Linked DNA regions of Homo sapiens: all the other regions are linked to region 1. Evidence: chromatin contacts called from ENCODE Hi-C or POLR2A ChIA-PET data. All regions are on one chromosome and are shown on one strand. Each heading gives the region's core, a stretch centred on a gene start or an enhancer-like site at or near the end of the contact. The rest is flanking DNA. Distances are from core to core; before and after follow the strand shown. Region 1 has its middle 36 kb from the start of MIR4261. Region 2 has its middle 22 kb from the start of RRM2. Region 3 overlaps HPCAL1 (hippocalcin like 1).

Evidence for each region. Hi-C counts contacts between places; a loop is a spot of excess contacts on that map. ChIA-PET counts read pairs that join two places held with the same protein, here RNA polymerase II (POLR2A). Pooled maps may share reads with other maps.
Region 2: a map of naive thymus-derived CD4-positive, alpha-beta T cell shows a loop between it and region 1 (2.2-fold over the local background). The contact joins two enhancer-like sites. A Hi-C loop is called at or near these places in 1 of 168 maps with a recorded cell type or tissue (naive thymus-derived CD4-positive, alpha-beta T cell). POLR2A ChIA-PET finds 5 or more read pairs at or near these places in 4 of 52 experiments (AG04450, GM12878, IMR-90 and 1 more).
Region 3: a loop to region 1 is called in a map of HepG2, with 2.4 times the contacts of the local background. The contact joins two enhancer-like sites. A Hi-C loop is called at or near these places in 2 of 168 maps with a recorded cell type or tissue (HepG2 and heart right ventricle) and 1 of 50 pooled maps. POLR2A ChIA-PET finds 5 or more read pairs at or near these places in 2 of 52 experiments (HEK293 and activated CD4-positive, alpha-beta T cell).

Annotation. Positions count from the first base shown.
Region 1 is chr2:10,227,280-10,230,718 of GRCh38, forward strand. No RefSeq gene overlaps it. Among named protein-coding and RNA genes, the nearest start is that of MIR4261, 36 kb to the left of the region's middle. Within about 2 kb of position 1,511, at least 3 of the 41 ENCODE cell types and tissues checked have a DNase peak (open chromatin) inside an H3K27ac peak, as active enhancers do.
Region 2 is chr2:10,142,914-10,146,022 of GRCh38, forward strand. It overlaps a transcript of RRM2 not described here. Among named protein-coding and RNA genes, the nearest start is that of RRM2, 22 kb to the left of the region's middle. RefSeq lists an enhancer at 1-417. Within about 2 kb of position 1,583, at least 6 of the 41 ENCODE cell types and tissues checked have a DNase peak (open chromatin) inside an H3K27ac peak, as active enhancers do.
Region 3 is chr2:10,325,422-10,328,871 of GRCh38, forward strand. The region is part of intron 1 of HPCAL1 (hippocalcin like 1); the gene reads left to right. Among named protein-coding and RNA genes, the nearest start is that of HPCAL1, 24 kb to the left of the region's middle. Within about 2 kb of position 1,474, at least 8 of the 41 ENCODE cell types and tissues checked have a DNase peak (open chromatin) inside an H3K27ac peak, as active enhancers do.

The DNA.
Region 1 (3,439 bases), core at 261-2,760:
GATCTTATCACTTAAAAAAATGGATGTAGTTATACATCTGAGTGCAAAGGTCAGTTATTCACAGTGGACATATTTGCTTTAGAAAAAACTCACCCCACAGATATTGTTCTCCTTTTGTTCCCCACCAGCAAAAACTTGATCCCAGAGGCACATTCCCTGGCCCTGGACTCCCCTTTCACAGGGTTGGAGCAGGACTCCAAGGTCAAGGTTCCTAACAGCATGGCCCAACCCCAGGCAGCCCCTGTACGCTTCCTCCTGCCTGCAGGACAGAGACCTCTGGCCAGTCAAGGCCACGGATTTCAATAGAAAACCCATCGAGAGCTGCTTGCCTGTCTATGGGGGAGGGAAGATGCTGAAGGCAAGGCTCATACAGGCCGGGAATCTGTCTCCACGCCCCTGCTAGCCTGTGAGAACAGAGGCACTTAGTGTAGTCCAGGATTCATTCTTTTGTCTCCTAGGATCCCTCCCCTTAGAGCTGCCTTCTATTTTTTTTTTTTTTTTTTGAGACGGAGTCTCGCTCTGTTGCCCAAACTAGAGTGCACGAAATCTTGGCTCACTGCCAGCTCCGCCTCCCGGGGTTCACACCATTCTCCTGCCTCAGCCTCCCGAGTAGGTGGGACTACAGGCACCCGCCACCATGCCTGGCTAATTTTTTGTATTTTTAGTAGAGATGGGGTTTCACCATGTTAGCCAGGATAGTCTCGATCTCCTGACCTGGTGATCCGCCTGCCTCGGCCTCCCAAAGTGCTGGGATTACAGGCGTGAGCCACCGTGCCCGGCCAGAGCTGCCTTCTTAGAGTCCCTCGCTCTGAGTCACTGCCTGGAACGTCGCTGGCTGCAGGAAGCCCGTCCTTTTCCTTGGAGCTGAGTACTTCTTGCCCCTTAATTGAATGACCCCATACTGTGGTTTGTCCCCTCATCTTTCATTTGCAGGAAAGCGTTTCTTTTCTGTCTCCTCTTCCAAAAGGTCATTTAAAATCAGATCTCAGCTGTGGGGCACAGGCTTTGAGACTTTTTGTTTTGACAGCCTGGAAGCTTCCTTCTTGTTCTGTTCTGTTCCAACTAGGAGAGGTCGTGCCCAGGTGCCTCATGGATGATGGACAGTTAGAGCCAGCTCCATGGCTCCCGAGAGCCTGGAATTCCATGGGAGGAATGGTGGAAGCTGGTTGTTAAAATGTGGTTGCTTGGCGGGAATCTTTACACCACTGAAATGGGAACCATCCCACACAGTGTCTGACCCCACTTAGTGAGGGGGGTTCAGCCCTGGCTCACGCTGCAATGTCTGGGAGGCCTTTATGTCAAGTGCCTGGGCCGCACCACAAGCTAATCAAATCGAAGTCCCTGGGAGTGAGGCGGGTGCACTGGCATTTTAAATTCCCCTGGTGATTTCAATGCACAGCCAAGGTTGAGAGCAAGGCGAGCGGCTCCTGTGTAGAGATGTCTGCCCCAGGAGACACGATTGATCAGCCAACTCCCTCCCAGGCGCCACTGCTCACTGCCCAAAGCAGGGCTGGGGGCTGTCTGGGAATAGGGCAAGACTTCTCCTTCATTGAAAAAGGCTGATCTATGTCCCAGACCAGCACCTGGTCCGAGGCCAGTTATTTACCCAGTTATTTAACTGAGCTCTTTATCTTCTTGGTCAATAAAAAGCACCATGAAAGCTCTGATATCAGGGAGGGGCGGCCAAGCACACCTTTCCTGGGAAGCACAAATACACCGTGTTTATTAAGGTGCTTGGCGACCTGGGGCGAGTCCCTGCCCCACCCGGAGCATCTGTCTCCAGGTTTAAATGCGGGTGTTTTGCTGAGAGATGGCAAGGCCTCGTCAATGCTGCCCCCTCAGACTGCCCAGGCTGAAACCATGGCCTTTTTTCTTTTAAACACACAGACTCAGAAGGGAGGAGCTGAGCCCAAGGCCCCAGGTAGGGGAGCTGGGCCGGGCTGCCACTGACGTACGGGCTCTAGGTGCCCTGTCTCAGATGGCTCTGCAAAGAAGCTCCGAGACTGGGCCTCCGGGCCTGAGGAGAAGCGTGAACAGGGGGAGGGTGGGGGGCTCCACAGGGGGTCAGGGGCTGGAGGATTGGGGTGGAGCAAACCAGGAACCCACCGTTTCAGGATGTCTTCACTCTTTTTGTTGGCAGCAGCCTCAAAAGCTGAATGGAGCCAACTTCATCATCCTCTTCTGAATGATCTGATTCAAGTGGGGCCTTGCTGGGGAAACTGAGGTCCAGCCACCAACAGCAGTCACGATGCTCCTGTAGCTCCCTTCCCCCAGTTTACTCCCAGAAAGGTCTACATTGTCAACAGCCACAGGGCTGACCCTCATTTCCACGTCCAGGCCCTGGCCAGGGCCATTGCTGGAGCCCAGCTAGGTGTTCTGCTGTGCCCCACCTGGGAGCTGTGCCCCATCCCTCTTCCCTGCAGCACCCACTGACTCGCCTGGCCATGGGGCCTGGGCCCTCACTGTTGCAGTGCTTCCCATTCTGTTCCGTTTCATTTGGAATTGTTCTTCCAGTGTTTAGAGTGTTCCTAGAAAGGGACTGTAAGCGCCACCAGAAGAAAGGTCATTTGGTATCCTGTCCCGATTACCAATTCAGGCAGCATGAAGAGAAGGGAAGTGAGTGGGACTTGGGCCCAGAGAGTCCTGAGTCCAAATCCTGATCTAGTCCGTTAGCAGCCTGAGCCTCTTATTCACCCACAGAGCGGATGAACCCTCCCTGTAGGAGAAGCTGCAAGCTCTTCCCGAGATATCCATTTCCTTGTCTTTCCAGGTACACTCCCCACCCCCTCCATTTTTTTTTTTAGACTAGATCTTGCTGTGTCGCCCAGGCTGGAGTGCAGTGGATCAATCTTGGCTCACTGTAGCCTCAACCTCCCAGGCTCAAGGGATCCTCCCACCTCAGCCTCCTGAGTAGCTGGGACTACAGGAGTATGCCACCACACCCAGCTAATTTTTTTGCTGTTTTGTAGAGATGAGGTATCACTATGTTGCCAAGGCTGGTCTAGAACTTTTGGGCTCAAGCAATCTGCCTGCCTCAGCCTCCCAGAGTGCTGGGATTACAGTGTGAGCCTCCACACCTGGCCTCCAGGGGCACTTTCCATCCTCCTAACAGCTCGGTGTGAGTGAGCTTCAGCCAACTGAAGGCAAATGGAGCAAGGCATGCAATTCCTGTGTCAAGGATGTTATTATAGGAATAGCTGGGTCCCCTCCAAGCTCTGCCAAGCTTTTCCCAGCTGAAAACAGGGGAGATTGAGGCCCTCGTGGCTGGTGACCCTGGGATGGAAGGAGCCTGGGTCTCTGTGTGGTCACTGCACAGAGGAGAGCTTCTACTGGTCAGGGACATCTGCCTTGACTGGGTGTGAGTGAGCAGTAAACCCCTGTTGTGGAGCCGGTATACATTTTGGGTCTATTTGTTATAGCAGCTAGAGTTATCTGAACT
Region 2 (3,109 bases), core at 333-2,832, 84 kb before region 1:
CCCAGGCTGCAGTGCAGTGGCGCGATCTCGACTCACTACAAGCTCTGCCTCCTGGGTTCATGCCGTTCTCCGGCCTCAGCCTCCCGTGTAGCTGGGACTACAGGCGCCCACCACCTCGCCTGGCTAATTTTTTGTATTTTTAGTAGAGACAGAGTTTCACCGTGTTAGCCAGGATGGTCTTGATCTCCTGACCTCGTGATCTGCCTGCCTTGGCCTCCCAAAGGGCCGGGATTACAGGCGTGAGCCACCATGCCTGGCCTGAGCCTGAGCTTCTTAAACACCACATCCTCTAGCCTCCTGCCTTCACACAGGCTGTTCCCTTAGCCTGGACTTTGTCCCCACCCACCCGCTCCTGATCTTTCAGGTCTCAACTTACAGGTCACTTTCCCTGGGAACCTCCTCAGACCCAGTGAGGCCAGATTAGGGGCCTCCTCAGAGCCCTCATGGCCCCAAGTGTTTACCACTTCGCTTTTTCATACTATCCAAAGTGCACAGAATCGTACACTTTTCTGATGCCTTGTTCCAGCTGAGTGCCCTGAGGGCAGGGATGGGGTCCGTGTCCTCCGGTGTGCTCAGCCAGCACCTGGCCAGGCACTCTCAGTGTTGTTGAATGAATGAGCGAGTGAGTGACCCGCAGGGGAAGCTGCTGTGTCTGACACGGTAACGTGCAGGTTGCACTGGGGGGGCCTGGTTGAGATCATGACTGGAGTCCCTGGCCCCCAGAGTGGGAGTCATCAGTGGGGCTCGCTACCTCTGCACAATTTTTTTTTTTCTTTGAGACGGAGTCTTGCTCTGTCGCCAGGTGGTACAGTGGTACGATCTTGGCTCACTGCAACCTCCGCCTCCTGGGTTCAAGCAATTCTCCTGCCTCAGCCTCTCGAGTAGCTGGGACTACAGGTGTGCACCACCGTGTCCAGCTAATTTTTGTATTTGTAGTAGAGACGGGGTTTCACCATGTTGGCCAGGATGGTCTCGATCCCTTGATCTTGTGATCCGCCCGCCTTGGCCTCCCAAAGTGCTGGGATTACAGGCGTGAGCCACCACACCCGGCCCCTCTGCCCACTTTCTTCCCCTTCCTCCTCTCCCGTCTCCACCAAGGCTGTCTCTGGAGTGGCTGTGGATCTGACAGAATGCATGTCCGCTCTGCCATCACTATTCACGCACAGCGCCTGTTGGGGACTCTCCTGTAACCCAAGGGGGTAGCGGAAGGATGGAGCTTCAGGCCTTGAGGGCCAGGAAATGAATGTGGAAGACTGAATCCTCAGGGGACCCCAACTCTGGGCCGGGTCTGGGGCTCTGTTTTGAGGACGGGGAGTGGGAGGAGGTGGCAGCAGGAGCCGGCGTCTGAGGCATCTCCTCACACTCTTCCAAGGTCAGAGACGAGGTCTCAGATACGCTTGCTAATGCACGATTTATTTCTTTTTCAATTTCCTTTGGAACCTGTGCTGTGCAGATGTTCACATGATGTGGTGGGGAAGTGAGTTTTATAAAACTCTTGGCAGAGTACCATTCGGCATCCCTGTGGTTCTAGAGATTTCTGGGGCCTCGGGGCTGTAGCACCAGCTGCAGACAGCTGCCTGCCTTCTTACAGTGCTCAGCTTTTGGGTCCAGCAGCTTTCTCAGTCCCAAACACATGTGACCTCACGATTCTGGCCCTTCCATGATCCGCAACAAACTGTTCTGGTGTGTAGGTGGAATTCCTATTTTTAATAGCCAAGTTGTTGAGAAATTGTAGGGCTTCTACTTCCTTTTGAACGGAAGGGCTCCGGAGATATTTATATCTTTGCTTCTATAGAATCTAGGAGGTTGTCTTTACCCAGGGAGGGTCAGCATGTGGAGAGGGTCACCTGGGAGAGGCCCCGGTGTCAGCCTGCACTTGCCGTCAGTAAATGGTACGACATTGAGCACCAAGGAGCTCAGCCAGCCCCTCGAGGGAAGTCCTAGCTGCCCACTGGGGGAAGGGCGGGGAGGCATGAAAACAATGACCCCACTGGCTGGTGGGGGTGACCGTGTTATGCAAAGTGTACACCATGTAGCATGAGCACCGGGCCGGGAGCCCCCAAGGCTGCTGGGGAATCAGGGAGACACCAAAGAGGAGGTGGCCTTTCCCTTGAAGGGTAAGGGATCTGTAGGAGTCTGTGGGAGAGTGGAAGCTGCGGGAGGGAAAGGAGGGAGGGAAGGAGGCCTGGAGAGAGGAGGGAGGCTCTTGCATTCCAGGCAGGTATGGGAGCTCCTGGCAGAGTTTGCAGTACCCAGTGGCTCAGTGTGGTTGGAGTTGGCTGTGGGCCAGGTGGGTGGGTAGACAGGGGCCAGGTCTGGAGGGGTTTTTAGTGCTGTGCTGAGGGGTCTGAAGTCCATCCCGAAAGTTGTAACTGGGGAGTGGCACGGTGGTGAGTTAGAGCCACGTCATTCAAACTTTCTCAAATTCCCATACATAGAGACCTAGTGTGCACACTCGCAGCCCAGGCTTGTGAGCTGCAGTCGCCCTTGCCATGTGCAGCTCGTTCTGGCGTGTTCTGTTCTGCTTCTATTCTGGCTCATTTGTTCTATGAACAATGCTGTTTGCAATCCTCTACATTGGCTTCCTCTCTCCCTGAATATTTTTGATCTGCAGTTAGAACAACACTGGATTGGCAAGAGGGAGACTGAGGCGGGAACCCAGGCAGAGGCTGCTGTGAGTCCAGCTAGGATGAGACGTGGGTGCCAGACAGTGGGCCTGGGGCAGACCCCAGGGACTCCGCAGTGAAGACCCCACCTCAGTGGTCCTGGGCCCCAGGCCTCAAGAGACTTGGGGCAGCTCCCTAAGCAGCAAGAGGGGTCCTGTCATCGTGAGGCGTGTTGAGGATCCAGAAGCTGTGGTTTCATAACTCCGTCACTGTGTGGTGTCTGAAAGCCATTTCATTAAATGTCACATGGAATCAAAATAGAAATTACATCTCTGGGACAAAGCCCATTGAGCCAGGAGCCAGGGATTCTGAATTGGAACCAGAATAGCCTCCGAAGCTGGGACTGTGGATCCAAGGCTGCCCCCACCCCCTGGGTCTCGCTCACATCTGCACTCCCCAGAGGGGGCAGGTGGTCCTGGAGCCTAGCCTACCTGCCGAGAGTC
Region 3 (3,450 bases), core at 224-2,723, 98 kb after region 1:
GTCCCTAGTCTCAGGGCTCCAAGGCGGCAGTGCCAGCGTTGGTGGGGGTCCCCAGTGCCAGGCCAGGGTGGCACTGTTCTCCCTGTGCCTCTCTGCTTGTCCCCACTGCCTGCTTCTGCAGAGGCCTGCTCAGAGCAGGTTTCCAGCAACCTTCCTCGCCAGCATCCTGCTAAGCAGGCCCTGGAGGGCGGTTTCCCTGCTTCCCCACACCGGGCCAGAGCTGCCTTGATATTTATTTCAGGGCATCCCTGCAGAGGGAACTGCTAATGCAGTCATGGCTTTAAGACGTCACAAGCCACAGCTGCAGGTGCTTCATCTTAAACATCTGCCTTCCTGGCTGGGAGAAGCCCGGGAGCACCTGCTGCAGGTGTCTTTGCACCTCGGTCCTGCTGGTCCCAGGCCCAGCTGCGGCCAATTAGCACCTCTGTTGGGCACCATGGCCATTTCCTTGCTGCATGGGAGCCGCTGGCCTTTTTCCACTGTGTTGGGGGAAAGTTGTTGGGAAATGAGGAAGCAGTTGGGGATTTAAAAACTCTATGCAGGAAATAGGCTGTTGGGTTAACATTTAAGCCACTGAACAGTCATGGAGTGTTTGCTTGGAAGTGAGGCCCACGAGGCTGCAGAGGGCCATGAGATTCAAGGATGGTGTTCGTCAGGCCTGTCCGTCATCCTCTCTGGGTTCGACACCATCTCAGGGTACTCATGCCTGTTAGGTGCTTGGTGAACAAAGGCATCCCAGACAGAATCAACCCAGAAGGAAGAGGGGTGGGTGGTAAACGTTCGTTAACTTAGCCATGTTCTCTTAGGGTTTCTTCTCAAAATAAGGGCAGATGGGAGATCTCCCTGCCTCAAGGGGTCCCTGGCCAAGGGGCTACAGGCAGATATTGCCCAGTCAGCCCCAGTGAGGTGACAGAAGGCGGGAGGTGGCTTCAGTGTGTTTGAAGGAGGCTGGCATCACAGGTTCTAAAGCAGATGGCAGGAGCCCTGTGGCTGGGCCTGCTTCAGAACCTTGGCTGGCTGCTCCTTGGAGGTGAGGTGGGGGCAGGCAGTGTTGGCTGGAGACTTGTGGGGGGAATTGGCCGCCTGGGGTGCGTGCTGGCCTGCCTGCCTTCCGCTTCCGTGCCATGAGCCCCTTGTTCTCAGCTGTGAAGGTAGGTGAGGCTGCCCTGCACCAGCCAGCAGACTGGGTTAAGGTGGGAATCAAAGGAGAGGAGGTGTTCAGCTGGCTGGAGACCTGCTGAGCCCCTTGCATGAGGAGGGATTTCTGTCCAGCGCCCCTGGTCCTCAAGCTCCTCCTCAGCAGCGTTCATGAGCACAGGGTGTGGGTGTGACTGGTCCCTTTGGGCAGAATCTGAGAGTGCCCCCTTCTCCCTCCCTGTGCATTTGAAAGTTGGCTGGTGCTCGCTGACAGATGCCGAGGCTCCCGTTTGGCAGCTGGCCATGGCAGCCGCTTGTCCTCCACTCTCCCTAGATTTGGCTGAGCTGGGCCCCTGCTGTGCCCCACATGCCCCGGCTCTTTGTCTCGGTTGTCCCTTTGGCTCAGCTCTGGGTGTCGGCTCCTCGGAAGCCCTTCGTCACCCAACCAGAGTGAACTCCTTCTCCCAGGTGGCCAGAGCATGTTGAAGTGACCCTGACTTTCTTCTGTGGGTCCTACATTTTAGCGGGGAGTACAAGTGCCTCTTCACTGCAGCATCTCCTAAGGAAGTGAGCCTGTGGGGAGGTCTCTGATGCTACTGGGAATCCAGCTTCACCTTCCCCCAACTCCTGGGATTTGCAGCCACAGCTAAGAGTGGGAGAACTTTGCCTTGTTTGCATTGCTCCAGATCGTGTTAAACAGAATTTCAAAACATGCATTTTGTAGGTAGTAGTTCTGTCATCCAGAATGTGTAAAGTAACTCTCTAGGTAGCTGTTATGGATGGCCTGCAGGAAGGATCATACCAGTGACTTCTTTTGAGCCCCCTGCCGAGTGGCTAGCGTCAGGTGGGGGATTAGACTCTGGTTCTTTGCTTCCTGGCCCTGTGAGCCCCAGGCAAGTCAGTTAACTTCTTGGAGCCTCAGTTTCCTGACATGCAAATCATACTGACCTGGTAAGGCTATTGTCAGGATTATATGAGCTATTATATCCTAAAGTATATTATATCATACTTTATAGAGCGTAGTATATATTCAACTAACTGCATTTGTGTTAGTTCCTTTATTTTGTTAACATGGGGATCAATGGCTTTTTTTTTCTGATTTGGTATTTATTTTAAGACTAGGTTGGGAACCAATTTTCCATAGTCATCTGTGGGTATAAGTACTCTTACCTTCAGCCAGGACTTAATTTTGGCCAAGAGCCTTGGCTTATTCCAGCAGAGAGTGGAGTTATTTAGAGCCAAACTGTAGGGGACTGAATTCTCTGTGTAGCACTTTCTGCAGACAGTGGTAACATTAATGACTTACTGCATATACATTCATAAGTGGGTGATTTATGGTTAGCCCCGGATCCATAACTTTCATTTCCTGACTGATATATCAGAAGCTTCATGTATAAAGGCGCATTAGATTTAGTAAGTGTAAAAGACTTAAGTTGAGGTCATTTCTGTCCACAAGCTGTTCATGGTGTAGCTGTTCATGTAGCTCAGCTGTGGGAATGGCCTGGCCCTATGTGATGCGGAAAGACAGCCAAGGGGGACAGTGGCACATGCCTGTGGCACTTGGTTCTGTGTGTGGTCTCCTTTGTATCCCCAGGAACTCTCTGCAATAGGAAGGTGATGGCCAGGATCTCATTTTACAGAGGAGGACACTGAGGCCCAGAGAGGTTAAGTGACTTGTCTGAGGGTTAACAGCTCCTGGGTGGCAGGATTTACATTGGCGCTCAGATGCATCTGAACCCCAACCTGGAGTGGTGCCAGCACAGAGCAGGTGTTCAGTAATGTTTGCTGACCTATGTGATGGTTAATATCATGCGTCAGCCTGACTGAGCCAAGGGATGCCCAGGTAGCTGGTAAAGCATAATTTCAAGTTGTGTCTGGGAGGGAGTTTCTGGAAGAGACTGGCACACTGAGTAAGGATCTGCCCTCACCAGTGTGGGTGGATATCATCCAATCATTGAGAACCCAGCTAGAACAAAAATGTAGAGAAAGAGTGAATGTGCTCTCTCTGCTTGAGCTGGGACACCCACCTTCTGCTGCTCTTGGACATGGAGCTCCCGGTTCTCAGGCCTCTGGGCTTGAGCTGGAGTGACTCCACCGGCTCTCCTGAGTCTCCAGCTTGCAGACAGTAGGTCTTGCGACTCTTCAGCCTCCATAATAACATGAACCAATTCCTCATAATACATTTCTGTCTGTTTATTTCTATATATTTATTGGCTCTGTTTCTCTGAAGAACCCTGACTAATACTTCCCCATCTGAACTTTCTCTGCCCCTTTTGTTCGACATGTGGGGGGTTGCTGGGGAAGCTAATTAGA